2 separate regions of the Homo sapiens genome follow, and region 1 is linked to region 2. Evidence: read pairs that join two places in POLR2A ChIA-PET (ENCODE). Cell type or tissue: GM12878. All regions are shown on one strand. Region 1 overlaps PTPRA (protein tyrosine phosphatase receptor type A). Region 2 overlaps PTPRA (protein tyrosine phosphatase receptor type A).

Region 1 (5,000 bases), 69 kb after region 2:
AACACAATTAAGTTTTCAAAGAAGATGAAAAATTTCTTTGCATCTACATCAATCCTTCAGCTATCATTGTCTCTACTCTGCTTCATAGCCAAATCTCTAGAAAGAGTTGTCTCTCCATGGCAATCTGGCTTCTTGTTCCACCATTCCACTAAAACAGCTGCTTCCAGCCTAAAAGTAAAATGGGTAAACGATATGAAACATAACTCACAAAAAACCATACAGTTCTCTTAAATCTATGAAAAGATGCTCAACCTCACTGATGATCAAAGAAATCAATGCTGAGATACCATCTTTTTTTTTTATTATTTGAGACGGAGTCTCGCTCTGTCGCCCAGGCTCGAATGTTGTGGCGCGATCTCGGCTCAGTGCAAGCTCCGCCTCCCAGGTTCATGCCATTCTCCTGCCTCAGCCTTCCGAGTAGCTGGGACTACAGGTGCCCGCCACCACGCCTGGATAATTTTTTGTATTTTTAGTAGAGACAGGGTTTCACTGTGTTGGCCAGGATGGTCTCGATCTCCTGACCCCGTGATCTGCCCGCCTCAGCCTCCCAAAGTGCTGGGATTACAGGCGTGAGCCACTGCGCCTGGCTGAGATACCATTTTTTAATCTATCACACTGGCGAACATAAAAAACTTTGATAATGCTGCATTGGCAAGAGTTTGAGTAAACAGGTACTCTCATATAATCTATAAATATTCATCAGAATTACAAATGCACAACCCCTCTGACACAATTCCACTTCTGGAAACTTATTCCACGGATACATATCCATACTTTCAAAGTGACCCATGTACAAGGTTATTCAATGTAGCATTGTTTTCAAGAGAAGAATACTGGAAATACCCTTAACGTCTATCAATGGGGGAGAGAGACATGATTAAATAAATTATGGCTGATTTATTTATTTATTTATTTATTTATTTATTTATTTTTATTTACTGAGACAGGGTCTTGCTCTCTCACTCTGGTTGGAGTGCAGTGGGACAATCATTGAACTTGGAAGGATAAAGAGTAATTGGCCAAGACAAGGGTCAGACATAGTCTTTCAAACTGAGATGACTTGGAAGCTTGAAAAAGCCTGTCTGGTCCTGGCAACAAGAAAGACCTAGGTAAGGACATCACAGGGGGCTTCAATAAATATCTGCTAAATGAATGTAAAAATGGCAGACATGAAAGACTAGGGTGGGTGAGGAAAGGGTGGGGCGGGGAAATGCACACAATGAGGCTCGAGGAGGCAGCGATCATATCATGAAGGGGCCTGTACATTACAGTGAAAGTTTTAACTTACCACTGAACACACTGAAGAACTACCAAAGGTTTTATCACAGCAAGGTTAAATGGAACAATTTAGATTTTAGAAGCAATGACTGATGGCAGAGTGAAGGATCAACTGGTGGGGTTTGAAGTAAGGAGGGTCACTGACTGAAGCTTTCTGAAGTAATCTAGCCAATAAACCAGATGGATCTCACAGCAGGGCAGGAATATCTAAAGGAGACTGAGAAGAGGATTTATAGGGGTAGAATCGAAGGCTAATGAGATGTTGGAGGTAAGCAAGGCCCAGATGTCTAACTTCAGTGAACTGCAATGCTATAAGCTGGAGGATGACCAGTTTTGGGGAATGTGGTGGGGAAAGTGATGAGGTTAGTTTGAACATGGAGAATGTGTGGTATTAGAGTAGATGTTGTATCTGTGGGGGGTAGGGGGAAAAAAGACAGAATGGCAGACAGGCAATGACAGAGCAGCTGCCCTGGAAGTCAGGCAGAAAGCCAAAAAAAGGGAAGAAGACAGCTCTATGAGTGACAAAAGCAGCAATGAGCTAGCCAGGCAGCAGACATCTGAGAAACACAGTAGGCAGGAGTAGGTGGGTGCTGATGAGTAGAAAACTGATACATACCACCAGGGGAGGGTGGAGTAGGAACAGCACTCTGAAGAGTTGCCAGTGAGAGAAATCAGCTTGAAAAACTGGCAAGCTTCTGAAGAAGTCCTAGAACACCAGATATCAACTTTCATTATATGTCTTCTCTTGAGAAAGGCAATGTGATAGAGAAGTCCAAAACAAGAGAAGAGACCTTCCCCAACATTAGTGAAACTAAGGCACTGGAGAGCAGCTCACTTGCATAGACAACATTATATAGAGAATGAAACTAGACTACTAAGGCTGTGAAATAGATTCTTAACTTCTACTGCTTCTAAGTTCCACCTAAAACAAGATTCAGTTGGGGACCTTGAAAGAGATGAGTCTGGAGGCAAAAGAGTCAGTCAGATTACTACAATAAACAAATACACAAAATAGAATTTGGTATAGGTTTATATTGCAGATTAACACAAAGAACAATATGAAAATTTATTTGTTCTGCTTAAAGCACAACTTGGAACAAACTACTTGATACATGAAACCAAAGTATAGTACAGATTATCTGCATAAAGTAAAAAATAAAAACAAACCAGTGACAATTTTGAAAAAGAACAAAAAAAGGGGAGAAATCTATCTACTCAGTGTTAAGGCTTACTATATAGCTACCATATTTAAGACAGTATTAGCAGAGGAATAGACACATAGATCAATGGAGTAAAATATAGAACCAGTAACAGACTCACATAAATATGCCCAAATAAAAGTTGCAAAAGCAATTCAATGGACAGCCTTTTCATCAAATGGTACTCAGAAAACTGTATATCTACACGTGAAACAATAACGCTGGACCCCTCCCTTATACCACTTGCAAAAATTAACTAAAAATGGGTCGAAAACCTAAATTTAAGTCCTAAAACTATAAAACTCAGAAGGAAACAGAGGGCAAAGCTTCATGACTTTGGATTTGGCAAAAATTTCTTGGATATAACACCAAAAGCACAAGCAACAAAACAAAACACAGACTAAGCAGGACCTCATCAATATTAAAAACTTCTGTGAATCAAGGATACTATAACAGAATGAAAAAGCAATCCATGGATGGGAAAAAATGTATGCCAATCACATATCCAATAAGGAACCGAAATGCAGAATATACAAAGAGCTCCTACAACTCAACAACAACAAAAACAACCTAATTTTTAAAATGGGCAAAGGGGCCAGGTGTGGTGGCTCATGCCTGTAATCCCAGCACTTTGGGAGGCCGAGGTGGGAGAATGACTTGAGCTCAGAAGTTCAAGACCAGCCTGGCCAACACAGTGAGACCTCATCTCTACAAAATACATTTAAAAGTTAGCTGGGGGCCAGGTGTGGTGGCGCACGCCTGTAATCCCAGCCCTTTGGGAGGTCAAGGTGGGTGGATCACCTGAGGTCAGGAGTTCGAGCCCAGCCTGGCCAACATGGTGAAACCCCATCTCTACTAAAAATACAAAAAATTAGCCAGGCGTGGTGGCGGGCGCCTGTAATCCCAGCTACTCAGGAGGCTGAGGCAGGAAAATCACTTGAACCCAGGAAGAGGAGGTTGCAGTGAGCCAAGATCATGCCATTGCACTCCAGCCTGGGCAACAAGAGCAAAACTCTCAAAAAAAAAAAAAAAAAAAAAGTTAGCCGGGTATGGTGGCACATGCCTGTAGACGTAGCTACATGGAAGGCTGAGGCAGGAGGATTGCTTGGGTCCAGGAGTTTGAGGTTACAGTGAGATACGAATGGTGCCACTGCACTACAGCTTGGGAGACAGCTTGTCTCTAAAAAAAAAAAAAAATAGTAAAAACAAAACAAAACAAAACCCTGGCTGTGCATGGTGGCTCACCCCTGTAATCCCAACACTTTGGGAGGCCAAGGTGGATGGATCGTGGACCAGCCTGGCCAACACAGTGAAACCCCATCTCTACTAAAAATACAAAAACTAGCTGGGTGTGGTGGCGGGCGCCTGTAGTCCCAGCCACTTGGAAGTCTGAGGCAGGAGAAGTGCTTGAACCCAGGAGACGGAGGTTGAGGTGAGCCGAGATCACGTCACTACACTCCAGCCAGGGCAACACAGCAAGATTCTGTCTCAAAAAAAAAAAACAAAACACCAAAAAACCTATTTCATACCCATTAGGATGGCTATTGTTTAAAAATAAAAAATGGCCAGGCATAGTGGCTCACGCCTGTAATCCCAGCACTTCGGGAGGCTGAGGCGGGTGAATCACAAGGTCCGGAGATCGAGACCATCCTGATTAACACAGTGAAACCCCACCTCTACTAAAAATACAAAAAATTAGCCAGGCGTGGTAACGCGCGCCTGTAGTCCCAGCTACTCGGAGGCTGAGGCAGGAGAATCGCTTGAACCCGGGGGGCAGAGGTTGCAGTGAGCCGAGATTGCGCCACTACACTTCAGCCTGGGTGACAGAGTGAGACTCTGCCTCAAAAAAAAAATAAATAAATAAAATAAAAAACCCCAAAATAAAAAAAATCCAGAAAACAACAAGGGTTGGCAAGAATGTTAACAAATTGGAACCCTGAACACTGCTGGTTGGAATGTAAATGGTACCACTACTATAGAAATCAGTATGGCAATTCCTCAAAAAACTAAATACAGTATTAACATATGACCCAGCAATTCTACTTTTGGGAACATACTCAAAAGAATTGAAAGCAGGAACTCGAACAGATATTTATACAACAACATTCACAGCAGCATTATTCACAATAGCCAAAAGGAGGAAGCAACTTAAATGTCCATCAACAGATGAATGGATAAAATGTGGTATATACATAGGATGGAATGTTAGCCTTAAAAAGGAAGGAAATTCTGACACATGCTACCACATGGATGAAACTTGAAGACATTATACTAATAAGCCAGTCACAAAATGAAAATATTGTATGACTCCACTTATATGAAGTACTTAGAGCAGTCAAACTCATAGAGAAGGAAAACAGAACGATGGTTGCCAGGGGCTGGAGTAAGGGGGAATGAGAAGTTAGTGTTTAAATGGGTACAGAATTTCAGTCAGGGAGGATGAAAAAGTTCCAGAGATGGATGGCGGTGATGGTTGCACAACAATGTGACTATGCTTAATACCACAAAACTGTATACTTACAA
Region 2 (5,000 bases):
TTTGTCCTCTCCCTCTCCTTGCATTGCTCCCACCTCAGGCCCTGGGCAGACAGAATCCCAGCTGGGCAAGGACATGTCTGTTCCTAGCTCATTAGGGAGAAAGCCTTTGGCTTTTACGTTATTTCCAGAAGCCACTAAGGTGCAACAAAAGGCAACGCCATGTTGTTAAGTGGGTGCAACAAGAGGCAATGCCATGATTCTTGTCTATACGCCAATCATTAACTAGTACCTGAGAAATGGAAGGGGTGGAGGGAATTGAGGGATGGGGCAATAAGGCTTTGGAGTGGCGGGAGGGCTCTTACATGGAATGATCTGTAAAACACGGTTCTTCTTCATGTTGGCTGGAAGGTTTCCAGTCCGCATCTTGTCATTCTGGATTTTGATTGATGTTAACTTCTGAATTGGGAAGGGGAGGGGAAACATTACTGATCCCAGTAACTGAACTTGACAAGATTATGCCTGTCCCTTGGCCTGCACCTCCAGGCCACTCTGGCTCCATACTGCTCTTCTCACCAGGGCCCTGACCTCTGTTCCCATATGTTCAGCTGGAACCCTGAAGCCAAGAGACTGTTTGGGAAATGCTACCTTCCAGGCTCCTGTGGACTCTCTTGAGATTCTCCTGGCTTGGAATTTTGTGATCCTGGAGCAAGGGATTCCAGCATCGTAGGAGGGAGTGTGTCCACTCTGCAGTTCCACCCCCAGAGGCTGCCTAAGGCTCTTCAAAAAAACTTATTCAGAATTGCATCCTCCCTTCCCGATTGAGGCTCCTTCTTGACATTTGCTACTCAAAGTGTAGCCCATACACCAGCAGCGTTGGCTTCACCTTATTAGAAATGCAGAATCTCAAGCCGGGCGTGGTGGCTCATGCCTGTAATCCCAGCACTTTGGGAGGCCAAGGTGGGCAATCAACTGAGGTTAGGAGTTTGAGACCCGCATGGCCAACATGGTGAAACCCTGTCTCTACTAAAAATTAGCCGGGGGTAGTGGCACGTGCCTGTAGACCCAGCTACTTAGGAGGCTGAGACAGAAGAATCCCTTGAACCCGGGAGGCAGAGGTTGCAGTGAGCTGAGATCGCGCCATTGCACCCCAGCCCGGGTGACAAGAGTGAAACTCCATCTCAAAAAAAAAGAAAAGAAAAAAAGAAATGCAGAATCTCAAGCTCTAACTCATACCTGCTGAATCAGAACCTAATATCTTTTTTTTTTTTTTTTTTGAGACAGAGTCTTGCTCTGTCACCCAGGCTGGAGTGCAGTGGCACAATCTCAGCTCACTGCAATCTCTGCCTCCTGGGTTCAAGTGATTCTCCTGCCTCAGCCTCCCAAGTAGCTGGGATTACAGGCATGTGCCACCATGCCTGGCTAATTTTGTATTTTTAATAGAGACAGAGTTTCTCCGTGTTGGTCAGGCTGGTCTTGAACTCCTGAGCTCAGGTGATCTGCCTGACTTGGCCTCCCAAAGTGCTGGGATTACAGGCATTAGCCACCGTGCCTGGCAGAACCCACATCTTGACAGGATCCCAAAGAAATCTGTGCACATGCTATATTTGAGAAGAACTTCTCTAAGTGGTCCTCCCCACCCCAACCCAGAATCTCCTGCTTCTGAGAAAGCACTTTTTTTTTTTTTTTTTTTGAGATGGAGTCTCGCTCTGTCGCCCAGGCTGGAGTGCAGTGGCATGATTTCGGCTCACTGCAACCTCTGCCTTCCGGGTTCAAGCAATTCTCTCGCCTCAGCCTCCTGAGTAGCTGGGACTACAGGCATGTGCCATCATGCCTGGCTACTTTTTGTATTTTTAGTAGAGACGGGGTTTCACCATATTGGCCAGGCTGGTCTGGAACTCCTGACCTCATGATCCACCTGTCTCAGCCTCCCAAAGTGCTGTGATTACAGGCGTGAGCCACTGTGCCCAGCCTGGGAGAGCACTTTTACTGATGACAGTGTGACATATGCCTTAGGTGTGTTGAGAACCATTGTCTAGTGGCATATAGGAGCTATCAGTGATCTAAGGTCCAGAGGCCAAATCTGGCCTGCTGCCTGCTGCCTGCAAATAAAGTTTTATAAAACAGCCACACTCATTATATTTACCTATTGGTTATGGCTGCCTTTGTGTTACAAAGACAGCACTAAGTAGCTGGATAGAAACCATGTGGGCTGCAAAGCCTAAAATATTTATTATCTGGCTCTTACAGAAAAAACTGCTCTTGCTGTGTATCATAATCACCTCGGAGGGCTAGGGGCCTTAAAATACTGTTGCCTGCTTCTCCCTACTCTAACACAACCAAAGTGATTCCAACGTGCAGGATGAGTTGAGAGTTACCAGAGTACGAGGAAAGGACCATCTCCTTAACCACTGGCATGCCTCACAAGGGGATTTACTGTTGGCAAATGCACAGTCAGGCATCCCATGTTCCCCAGATTACAAGGATCCTTCAATCTGAAGGAGGTTATCCAGCTCCAACTCACCTTAAACTCCTCCTCTAATCCATTGTTGCTGGTCCCTGGGATTTTGTTGTAAATTTTCTGCAGGTGGGTTTCTAGAGAGGTCACTTCCAGTTCTGTATCTCCATAGAGATAATGCTCCAGAAGGGCTTGGTATATGAAGACATACTGCATCTGAAACATGAATGACACAGAAGTTCTTGGTTACATACAACATAGTTCTCATGCCAGATCACCTGTTCCCACCCCCACTTCACTCCAGTCCATTTCTCCTTTGATCCTAGCAGGAATAAAAGGACTCCCTCTTATTATCCCAATTTAGTGAAGTGGGACTTGAAATGCAGGAGTCCCTGTGGGGGTGCTTTACTTGGGAAGAAGGGTCCAGGTCTATCTTGGGGGTGGTGGACGCCTGGAGAGAAGGACAAACTCAATTCCTGTTCATTCTGAGAGTGCAGATTTAATAGTCTGAAGGGGCTGTCAGAAACTGGAGACACCCAAAGCCCGTGATAGTCTGGTCCCTGCCTCCCTCCTGGTGCTATGCCCCAACTGCAGAGCCAATCTCACTGCTGCTCCCAGATGTGGCCGAGCTTCATCATGTCTCTGGGCACTGGCTCTTTCAGCTGCCTGTTCCCTAATCTTTGAAGTCCAGTAACCTGTCATCTGCCTTCCTGACTCTCCCAGGCATGAAACCACAACCTCCTCTGTGCTCGATTTCTTTGAATACATAATTTATAAGAGCCCTTCATCACATGAAAGGGGCTAGCCCCTCCACACCTGTGGATGTTTCTCGTCAGGTGGGACGAGAGACTGAGGAAAGAAAGAAGACACAGAGACAAAGTATAGAGAAAGAACAGTGGGCCAGGGGACCGGTGCTCAGCATACGGAGGACATGCGCCAGCACTCGTCTCTGAGTTCCCTCAGTATTTATTGATCACTATCTCTACTATCTCGGCTAAGGGGATGTGGCAGGACTATAGGGTAATGGTGGGCAGAGGGTCAGCAGAAAAACATGTGAGCAAAGGACTCTGTGTCATAAATAAGTTTAAGGAAAGGTGCTGTGCCTTGATGTGCACGTAGGCCAGATTTATGTCTGACTTTACACAAACATCTCAGTGCAGTAAAGAGCAGTATTGCCGCCAGCATATCTCACCTCCAGCCATAAGGCGGTTTTCTCCTATCTCAGTAAATAGAATGTACGATCGGGTTTTACACCAAGACATTCCATTCCCAGGGACGAGCAGGAGACAGATGCCTTCCTCTTATCTTAACTCCAAAGAAGCCTTCCTCTTTCACTAATCCTCCTCAGCACAGACCCTTCCCTTCCCACGAGGGCATATCTCAGGCTATCTCAGTGGGGAGAAACTTTGGACAACACCCAGGCTTTCTTGGGCAGAGGTCCCTGCGGCCTTCCGCAGTGCATTGTGTCCCTGGGTGCTTGAGACTGGAGAACGGCGATGACTTTTACCAAGCATACTGCCTGCAAACACATTTTTAACAAAGCACATCCTGCACAGCCCTAAATCCATTAAACCTTGAGTCAATACAGCACATGTTTCTGCGAGCACAGGGTTGGGGCTAGGGTTACAGATTAACAGCATCTCAAGGCAGAAGAATTTTTCTTAGTACAGAACAAAATGGAGTTTCTCGTGTCTTCCTTTTTCTACATAGACACGGTAACAGTGTGATCTATCTTTCTTTCCCCCACAATCACACTCTATAGTAATCATTTACAATAACCTGTGAGACTGAGTGAATCCTCAATGTGGGCAGATGTTTTAGTCCTGGAACCCCCCACCCTCACCTGACCCACAGATCACTCACATCGGTTTGCACCATCTGGCAGCGCTGTGCCCGGATCCGGCTCACAAAGCCATACACGTCCACCTTCCGTTCTGTATGCATCATGTCCAGCATGGCATCAATGACGACAAAGGTACCTGTACGCCCTACACCTGCACTGTAGCCAGAGAGCAGGGGGTTATAGGGATGGCCAGCCTGCCTTGTGGGAGCAGATAGGGAGGGGCAACACAGGCAGGGGCTCTTCCTTCAGGGTCTAAATCCTAATTCTGAATGGGGTAGAGCTGGGGCTCTCCAGGAGCCAACAACTCCAGTATGTCCTGAATCCTGACCTCCAGCTAGAAGGGTCCGAAGGCTGCAAAAATACATGGCCAGCACTTGACCCAGTCTTTTGGCTTCATAGCAGGGTCTCCCAACTCCTAATCTTGGAGGACTGCCCTACCCTCCTTCCTCAAGTCATATTCTCCACCCTGCACTAGAACTTGGAGTCTCTGGCTGTTGCGCTGGTGCCCCAGTAGGTCATCTACTCTGTGCCAGCCTCCTCAGCCAGGGCCCTTGTGCTGTTCCCCTGCTCTGGCCATGGGGGCGAAATGTGGGGGTGGGGGTACAAGGGTCAGGCCACACTGACCTGCAGTGGACCACGATGGCCCCTGCATACTGAGGGTTACAGGCCTTCACCTTCTTGAGGAACTTGAGCATGCCGATCGGGGTAAAAGGCACCCCAAAGTCTGGCCAGCTGGTAAAGTGGAACTGAGTGATGAGGCGC

What was found. ChIA-PET counts read pairs that join two places held together with the same protein. Peaks named below come from ENCODE experiments on the same cell type or tissue, not always from the same donor. Only the 100,000 strongest peaks of a DNase experiment are listed, where the experiment ranks them.
Region 1: POLR2A ChIA-PET joins it to region 2 with 6 read pairs; 3 of 35 experiments call an interaction of 5 or more read pairs at or near these places.

What each region holds. Positions count from the first base shown.
Region 1 is chr20:2,952,593-2,957,592 of GRCh38, reverse strand. All of the region lies in intron 3 of PTPRA (protein tyrosine phosphatase receptor type A), which reads right to left. Among named protein-coding and RNA genes, the nearest start is that of PTPRA, 82 kb to the right of the region's middle. RefSeq lists an enhancer at 2,108-2,167. In GM12878, no CTCF peak of the experiment used is centred here; no DNase peak of the experiment used is centred here; H3K27ac peaks cover 812 bases.
Region 2 is chr20:3,022,083-3,027,082 of GRCh38, reverse strand. It overlaps PTPRA (protein tyrosine phosphatase receptor type A), which reads right to left. Exons shown (of 24, transcript NM_001385305.1): 15 at 4,863-5,000; 16 at 4,259-4,394; 17 at 2,462-2,611; 18 at 303-396. Among named protein-coding and RNA genes, the nearest start is that of GNRH2, 19 kb to the left of the region's middle. RefSeq lists an enhancer at 1-194. In GM12878, no CTCF peak of the experiment used is centred here; no DNase peak of the experiment used is centred here.